Regions from separate parts of the Homo sapiens genome. Here region 1 is linked to region 2. Evidence: read pairs that join two places in POLR2A ChIA-PET (ENCODE). Cell type or tissue: CD4-positive, alpha-beta T cell. All regions are shown on one strand. Region 1 has its middle 16 kb from the start of FBXO47. Region 2 holds the start of RPL23 (ribosomal protein L23).

Region 1 (4,000 bases), 130 kb after region 2:
CTGCCTCCTGGGTTCAAGCAATTCTCCTGCCTCAGCCTTCTGAGTAGCTGGGATTATAGGCGACCGCCACCATCACGCTCGGCTAATTTTTGTATTTTTAGTAGAGATGGGGTTTCACCATGTTGACCAGGCTGGTCTCAAACTTCTGACCTCAAGTGATCCATCTGCCTCAGCCTCCCAGACAGCTGGGATTACAGGTGTGAGCCATGGCGCCTGCCTGCAAATTTAAACTACAATGTGATACACTGACAACACTAAATGCTGAAGGATGTGGAGCAACAGGAACCCTCATTCATTGCTGGTGGGAATGCAAAATGGTACAGACACTCTGGAAGACAGTTAGGTAGTTTGTTTTTTCTTTCTTTTCTTTTTTGAAAAATTTTTTGTAGAGATGAGATTTGGCCATGTTTCCCAGGCTGCTCTCGAACTCTTGAACTCCTGAGCTCATTTTTTTTTTTTGAGACAGCATTTTGCTCTGTTGACCAGGCTGGAGTGCAGTGGTGCGAGTATAGCTCACTGCAGCCTGGAACTCCTGGGCTCAAGTGATCCTCCCACTTCAGCCTTCCAAGTAGCTGGGACTACAGGAAATGCCACCATCCCCAGCTTAGTTTGTCAGTTTCTTACAAAACTAAATATACTCTTACCATATGACCCAGAAGTCATACTACTTAGTATTTACCCAAATCAGTTGAAAACTTATCTACACAAAAACCTGCATACAGATGTTTATAGCAGTTCTATTCATAATTGCCAAAACTTGGAAGCAACCAAGATGTCCTTCAGGAAGTGAATGGACAAATAAACTGTGGTGCATTCAGACAATGGAATATTATTCAGTGCTAAAAAAAAATGAGTTATCAAGCTATGAAAAGACATGGAGGAAACTTAAATGCATGTTACTAAGTGAAAGAAGCCAATCCGAAAAGGCTACATACTGTATGACTCCAACTACGTGACATTCTGGAAAAGGCAAAACTGTGGAGACAGTGAAAAGATCAATGATTGCCAGGGATTGGTTAGGGGGAGATAGAGGATTTTTAGGGCAGTGAAAATGCTCCGTATGATACTATAAAGGAACTCTATGATACATGTCATTATACATTTGTCAAAACCTATAGAACGGCTGGGTGCATTGGCGCACGCCTGTAATCCCAGCACTTTGGGAGGCCGAGGCAGGTGGATCACTTGAAGTCAGAAGTTTGAGACCAGCCTGGTCATCATGGTGAAACCCAGTCTCTACTAAAAATACAAAAATTAGCTGGGTGTGGTGGCACGTGCCTGTAATCCCAGCTACTCGGGAGGCTGAGGCAGAAGAATCGCTTGAACTCCGAAGGCAGAGGCTGCAGTGAGCTGAGATCGCGCCACAGCACTCCAGCCTAGGTGACCAGAGCGAGACTCCATCTCAAAAAACAAAAACAAAACAAAATAAAACAAAAATTAGCTGGGTGTGGTGGTGGGCGCCTGTAGTCCCAGCTACTCCGGAGGGCTGAGGCAGGAAAATCACTTGAACCCGGGAGGCGGAGGTTGCAGTGAGCCAAGATCGTGCCACTGCACTCCAGCCTGGGAAATAGAGCAAAACTCCTACTCAAAAAAAAAAAAAAAAAAAAAAAAAAGGATAATTTAAATAAAATATTTTTTCTGTCCTATTAAATACTTCTTATGTTCTATTAAATACTTCTTATCAGACCTCATGAGTGCATCACCAAAGACACTTATTGAAGCAAATTCTGTGTGAATAGAATTGGCAAGTCAGTCACTGCAAAGCACTAGACAAGTATGAAAAATACTCCCATGTGGGAAAAACTGCTAAAAAATTAATTTCCAGATGGTCAAAGTTCAGGCTTGACTCATGTGGAATTTTTTAAAAATCAAAAACACTGAAACTTGGAAAACCCAGAAAACTATAATTCTTATTAGTTGACTGAAATTACTAAGTAAACAAGCCACAGTATCGAAGAGCTCATTACTGTTACTGAAGAGCTCATTTTCAAGGAGAAATGTGTGCTGCAATTCTCCCAGAAGGTGGCAGCAGAAAGCTGTATACGACAATATGATTTTTCAAATGAAGCGGGGGGATATCCTAAAGGCAGAAAACTGGAAAGCACTTTAGCTGACACAGAACACTCTCATTTTACAGATGAGAAAGCTGAGTTCCAAAGAGATTACCTGAGTTTCTTAGGCAAAATTCTTCATTGAAATAAATTCCCTGAGGCCGAGCATGGTGGCACACGCCTGTAATCCCAGCACTTCGGGAGGCCCGGGTGGGCAGATCACCTGAGTTTAGGAGTTTGAGACCAGCCTGGCTAACATGGTGAAACCCCATCTCTACTAAAAACACAAGAATTAGCCAGGCGTGGTGGCGCACGCCTGTAATCCTAGCTACTCAAGAGGCTGAGGCAGGAGAATCACTTGAACCTAGGAGGCGGAGGTTGCAGTGAGCCAAGATCAGCCATTGCACTCCAGCCTGGGTGGAAGAGCAACGCTCTGTCTCAAAAAAAAAAGAAAAGAAATAAATTCCTTGAGAGCTGGGAGCAATGGCATGCACCTGTAGTCTAGACCCAGCAACTCAGGAGGCTGAAAAAGGAGGATGGCTTGAGCCCAGGAGTTCTAGGCTATAGTGCACATAATTGTGCCTGTGAATACACTGCAAATTAAAACCTGGGAAATATAGCAAGACCCTGTCATAAATAAATAAATAAATAAATTCCTTGAAATATGTCACACTATGCAGATTTCACTATGCATATTATGCTCAGTGTAAGCAAAATTATTTTTATTTTTGGAGACAGGGTCTTGCTCTGTCACTCAGGCTGGAGTACAGTGGCACAAATCATGGCTCACTGCAGCCTCAATCTTATAGGCTCAAGCAATCCTCCTGCCTCAGCCTCCCAAAGTGCTCGGATTACAGATGTGAGCCACTGTACCTGGCTGCAAATTTAATTAGACATAAAAATATAATATTAAGTTATGATAGAAAAAGCTTTGGGATATTTCCAGAACTTCCCCTCTCTCCACCTTTTTTTTTTTTTTTTTTTTTGAGACTGAGTCTCCCTCTGTTACCCAGGCTGGAGTTCAGTGGTATAATCTTGGCTCACTGCAACCTCTGCCTCCCAGGTTCAAGCAATTCTCCTGCCTCAGCCTCCTGAGTAGCTGGGATTACAGGCACCTGCCACCACACCTGGCTAATTTTTTGTATTTTTTAGTAGAGACAGGGTTTTACTATATTGGCCAAGCTGGTCTTGAACTCCTGTCCTCAGGTCATCTGCCCACCCTAGCCTCCCAAAGTGTTGGGATTATAGGTGTGAGCCACCGTGCTCTGTCAATCTGTCAATTTTTTTTCATTACAAAGTCAAAGACAACCAACCCAAAATTTTAAAAGCTCATATTACAAAACGAAGAAACACCAAAGCAGTGTTATAAAATTTGTGTTACATTAAAAAAATTTATGTTTAATAAGTTAGAATTCCAAACCAAGGAATACATTGCAATATAACTGTGCCAGTCATAAGGTAATAATAGGACATATGAAATATTAATTCACAGGGCACTAAAGAAAGTGTGTGGGCTGGTATTGGGACATATGCTTAAGGCTGTATAATGAATATCTTCATTTCTTCTTTTTTTTTTTTTTCAAAGCAACAACATAAAGTTGTAGGGATATCTTCATTCTTGCTCATTTTTGAGACTGTTGTGCTCTCATTTGGAGATGACGTCAAAGTTTGAATTTGATGACCCTTTGTGACAATGGGGGCTCAGCTAAGCAGCTCTCTGGACTCCCATTATAATAAGCTGTACATACTTTCTGATGTAATAGTAGAGATACTTGGTACTTTATCCTAGAAAAATGTTTTTATTATCAAACATGACAGGCTACTTATGTGGCTGTATTTTATTTATTTTATTTATTTATTTTTTGAGACGGAGTCTTGTTCCATCACCCAGGCTGGAGTACAGTGATATGATCTCAGCTCACTGCAACTTCTGCCTCCCAGGTTCAGGT
Region 2 (4,000 bases):
CAGGAAGTGTTCTGAGAAGAGGAAAAAGCCCATGCAATTGCTGAATCACAATCACAGTGCTACCCAGCCCTCAAATGGATATTAATGGTGAACAAAAAACAATTTCTAACCCAAAGGCTAAAAATCTACTGGACAGCATCGTGGGGTGGATACAGGAATAGGAGTAACTGTAATACAGGGCTGACAAATCAACATCACATTTGTAAATCAAGGGATGGCCAGGAACTCTTTAGAAGAGCAAGACATCCCAGGGTAGAGACAGATTAGGCAGGCACAGGAAAAAAGTGCAAGCGCTGAAGTTAAAATGCACCAAACACCAGAAGTTCTAAAGCCAGACAGGACACAAGCTGCAAGTATTTTGAGGCCTCCCCCTTTAAATCATACACCTGACAGGAAAAATTTTGAGTGGGGAGCCTGAGATTAAGTAATGAGCAATTAGCCGGGTGTGGTGGTGCACACCTATGATCCCAGCTACTCGGGAGGCTGAGGCAGGACAATCTCTTGAGCCCGGGAGGTGGAGGTTGCAGTGAACAGATATGTGCCACTGCACTCCAGCCTGGGCAACAAGTGAGACTCCATCTCAAAAACAAATAATAAAATAAGCAACGGGCAGCTTGTTTTCGTTTTGTAATATATTTTTTTTTGAGAGCCCAGGAGGCGGAGGTTGCAGTGAGCCAAGATCGTGCCATTGCACTCCAGTATGGGCTGGGCGACAGAGAGAGACTCCATCTCAAAAAACAAAACAAAACAAAACAAAAACAACAACAAAAAAACAACTAAGGTATGGAAGTGACAAGATGATGGTCCCCCCTCCAACACAATATGAGCAAAAACTTAAGATACTTATCTCACACTGCCTCTCAATGGAAAACAAACTTGAGGCCTTGAAAACTGATCCATTTTCCAATAAAGGAAAGCGTCCCCCCACTACTCATCAGTATTAAGGTGGGCTCAGTGTTTACTCACCCTTTTTTCTGAGCTCTGGTTTGCCTTTCTTGACTGTGGCCATCACCATGTCACCCACACCAGCAGCGGGAAGTCTGTTCAGCCGTCCCTTGATCCCCTTCACGGAGATGATATACAGGTTTTTGGCTCCTACAAAAGAATGTAAATAAAAATAAAAAATGTTGAGGGCCATCAGGCCGTTCCATCAGTATAACATTTCCCAAACACTTCCAAAGCCCCTCCCTCCACTCACTGCCCAAGCAGTTAGTCCGCAAGAACGCCTTGTCACACCACCGATTGAAGCAAACAACACATGTTGCCACTTCACCCAAAAGCGATGTTTTCACTCTCCCCTTTCTTGACGGCTCAATAGGTCATTAGCCACAGGCCCATTGAGTGCTTTTAAAAGGGGGAGTATAGCAACGTGCAAAGACCTCACCTGTGTTGTCAGCACAATTGATTACAGCTCCTACCGGAAGACCCAAGGAAATCCGGAATTTCGCACCAGAGGACCCACCACGTCCTGTGGATATAAAGGGAAGGGAAACAGGATAAAGAGATCACAATCTAGACATGGTTCGGAGTTCCCCCTCATACTCAAGCTGTAATTCACCGCACATGCTTTGATAGACTGTACGCTATAGATTAGCTCGCTCGGATTTTACTTATGCCGTCCCCATGTGCCACCCGATTCTCACGGAAAGTAGCCTATTTCTTACTATTAACACTCTGACATCGAAATTAAGAAACCTAGACGACTCAACCCTTGCTCTAACTTTCGCAAAACGCAATTACTCCTGCAAGGCATAAAACCGCAGAGGTCGCGCAAACCAGGGCCTAATCCAGTCTAACTTCAACCCCATTACGATAGCCCTATTCGCGGAGCGATCTCGCGGTATCCAGACTACATTCACGTCGGGATCCTGCCATCTCAACTCTCCAGCACCCCACTGCCACTTTCGAGGGCCCTGGCAGTGCTCTCGCGGTGGCCTGGCTCTCTCTCTCCGGCCTGAAGGAGAGCAAAGCGCCCCAGCTGCCTAGGGCCACCGCTCCTGACGAATCCGCCAGCCACTGCACGACAGATGGTGGAGGATCCTCCAGAAACAAAACCTCACCTCGCTTCGACATCTTGAACGCCGGAAAAAAGAAAAAAGGAAGTCGATTCAAAGGACACTGGGATATGAACTTTAACGCCCCGCCCACCCTCCTCACGTGGCCGGAGCAAAAACCGGCCTCTTCCGCCTCTGGGCGCTGCCTTATTACGTAATAAGTTTACGACGTCGCTTTTAGCCCTCTCTGCGAAGTGGGAGTTGAGGTAGAAGCGCAAGAGATAGGAAGTATCTTCTCTACGAGCTTAAGAGTAGTTAGGGACATGGAAACAGTGATTTGTTAACTTGCTCACGACCTCTTTTGACCACTTAATAGTGCCAGGCACTTATCTGCACACTAGAGAATAGGAATTAAAACACGGTTTGTGCCGTGTGGGGGTTCCCCAAGGAACAAAGAAAGTGGGGGAGGGAGGGAGAACAAGCTCTAAACGGTTTCGTTGAATGTAATACAGTTGAGAAGTGCTGCAGATCATTCCATCTATGTGTTCTTGGTATCATACCATTCTGTATTTTACATATACAGTATTGCTCTATTTATTGACCCGTCCCCCCCAACACACACTCTTTTTTTCTTTTTTTGAGACCGAGTCTCACTCTGTCGCCCAGGCTGGAGTATAGTGGCGAGATCTCAGCTCACTGCAACCTCCGTCTTCCGGGTTCAAGCAATTCTCTGTCTCAGCCTCAGAGTACCTGAGACCACAGGCGCCCGCCACAACGCTGGGCTAATTTTTGTATTTTTAGTAGAGACGGGGTTTCGCCATGTTATTGGCCAGGCTGGTCTCGAACTTCTGATCTCAAGTGATCTGCCCGCCTTGGTCCCTCAAAGTGCTGGGATTACAGGCGTGAGCCCCCGCGCCAGGCCTAATTGCTCCTTTCACAGCTTCAGCCGCCCCTTATTCTCTGGGTTCTTTCCTTCCCACGATACATTAATTCACATACTTATTGAGCTCCTACTTTACAGCAGGTTCTGTCCAGGGCGTACAGCGGATTACATCAGAGAACAAAATAGATCAACATTCTTTTCCTTATGGAGCTTACATTCTGCTGGGGTGCAGGTGGAGGAGGATATTAGACACTAAACAAAAGATATAATAAGTAATTGCAGTATGTAGTATGTTAGATGGGGATATGTATTATAAAAATATAAATAGTATCGCTTCTCGGCCTTTTGGCCAAGATCAAGTGTAAAATATAAATAGTGGCCGGGCCTTGTGGCTCACGCTTGTAATCCCAGCACTTTGGGAGGCCGAGGCGGGTGGATCACGAGGTCAGGAGATCGAGACTAGCCTGGCCAACACAGGGAAACTCCGTCTCTACTAAAAATACAAAAATTAGCTGGGCGTGGTGGCGGGCGCCTGTAATCCCAGCTACTCCGGAGGCTGAGGCAGGAGAATCGCTTGAACCCAGAAGGCAGAGGCGGCAGTGAGCCGAGATCGCGCTACTGCACTCCAGCCTGGGCGACAGAGCTAGACTCCGTCTCAAAAATGTATATAGATAAATAGCTCTTTGAGGAAGACGCGGTCGTAGGTGTTGCGGATCGCTGATCCGCACGCTCCTGCTACTGACTCACCGCTGTTCGCCCTCGCCGAGGAACCAGTCGCTCAGGAAGCCGCGCAGCAGCCATGGCTTTTAAGGATACCGGAAAAACACCCAGGGAGGCGGAGGTGGCAATTCACGAATTCGAGTCACTCTAACGAGCCGCATCGTAAAATCCCTGGAGAAGGTGTGTGCTGACTTGATCAGAGGAGCAAAGGAAAATAATCTCAAAGTGAAAGGACCAGTTCGAATGCCTGCCAAGACTTTGAGAATCACTTCAAGAAAAACTTTGTGGTGAAGGTTCTAAGACATGGGATCATTTCCAGATGAGAATCCACAAGTGACTCATTGACTTGCACAGTCCTTCTGAGATTGTTAAGCAGATTACTTCCATCAGTATTGAGCCAGGA

What was found. Peaks named below come from ENCODE experiments on the same cell type or tissue, not always from the same donor. Only the 100,000 strongest peaks of a DNase experiment are listed, where the experiment ranks them.
Region 1: POLR2A ChIA-PET joins it to region 2 with 12 read pairs; 15 of 35 experiments call an interaction of 5 or more read pairs at or near these places.

The regions. Positions count from the first base shown.
Region 1 is chr17:38,981,299-38,985,298 of GRCh38, forward strand. No RefSeq gene overlaps it. Among named protein-coding and RNA genes, the nearest start is that of FBXO47, 16 kb to the left of the region's middle. In CD4-positive, alpha-beta T cell, CTCF peaks have their summits at 2,032 (motif pointing right) and 2,233; a DNase peak (open chromatin) is centred at 2,023.
Region 2 is chr17:38,851,638-38,855,637 of GRCh38, forward strand. RPL23 (ribosomal protein L23) reads right to left here and starts at 2,084. Exons shown (of 5, transcript NM_000978.4): 1 at 2,061-2,084; 2 at 1,385-1,468; 3 at 967-1,095. The coding sequence starts at 2,073. SNORA21B (small nucleolar RNA, H/ACA box 21B) reads right to left here and starts at 21; the gene lies at 1-21. It overlaps SNORA21 (small nucleolar RNA, H/ACA box 21), which reads right to left and starts at 1,358; the gene lies at 1,226-1,358. It also overlaps the pseudogene RPS20P35. RefSeq lists enhancers at 937-1,720, 1,031-2,230, 1,721-2,504, 2,228-2,337. In CD4-positive, alpha-beta T cell, no CTCF peak of the experiment used is centred here; DNase peaks (open chromatin) are centred at 1,524, 1,844, 2,174, 2,734 and 1 weaker place; H3K4me3 peaks cover 2,948 bases; H3K27ac peaks cover 2,773 bases.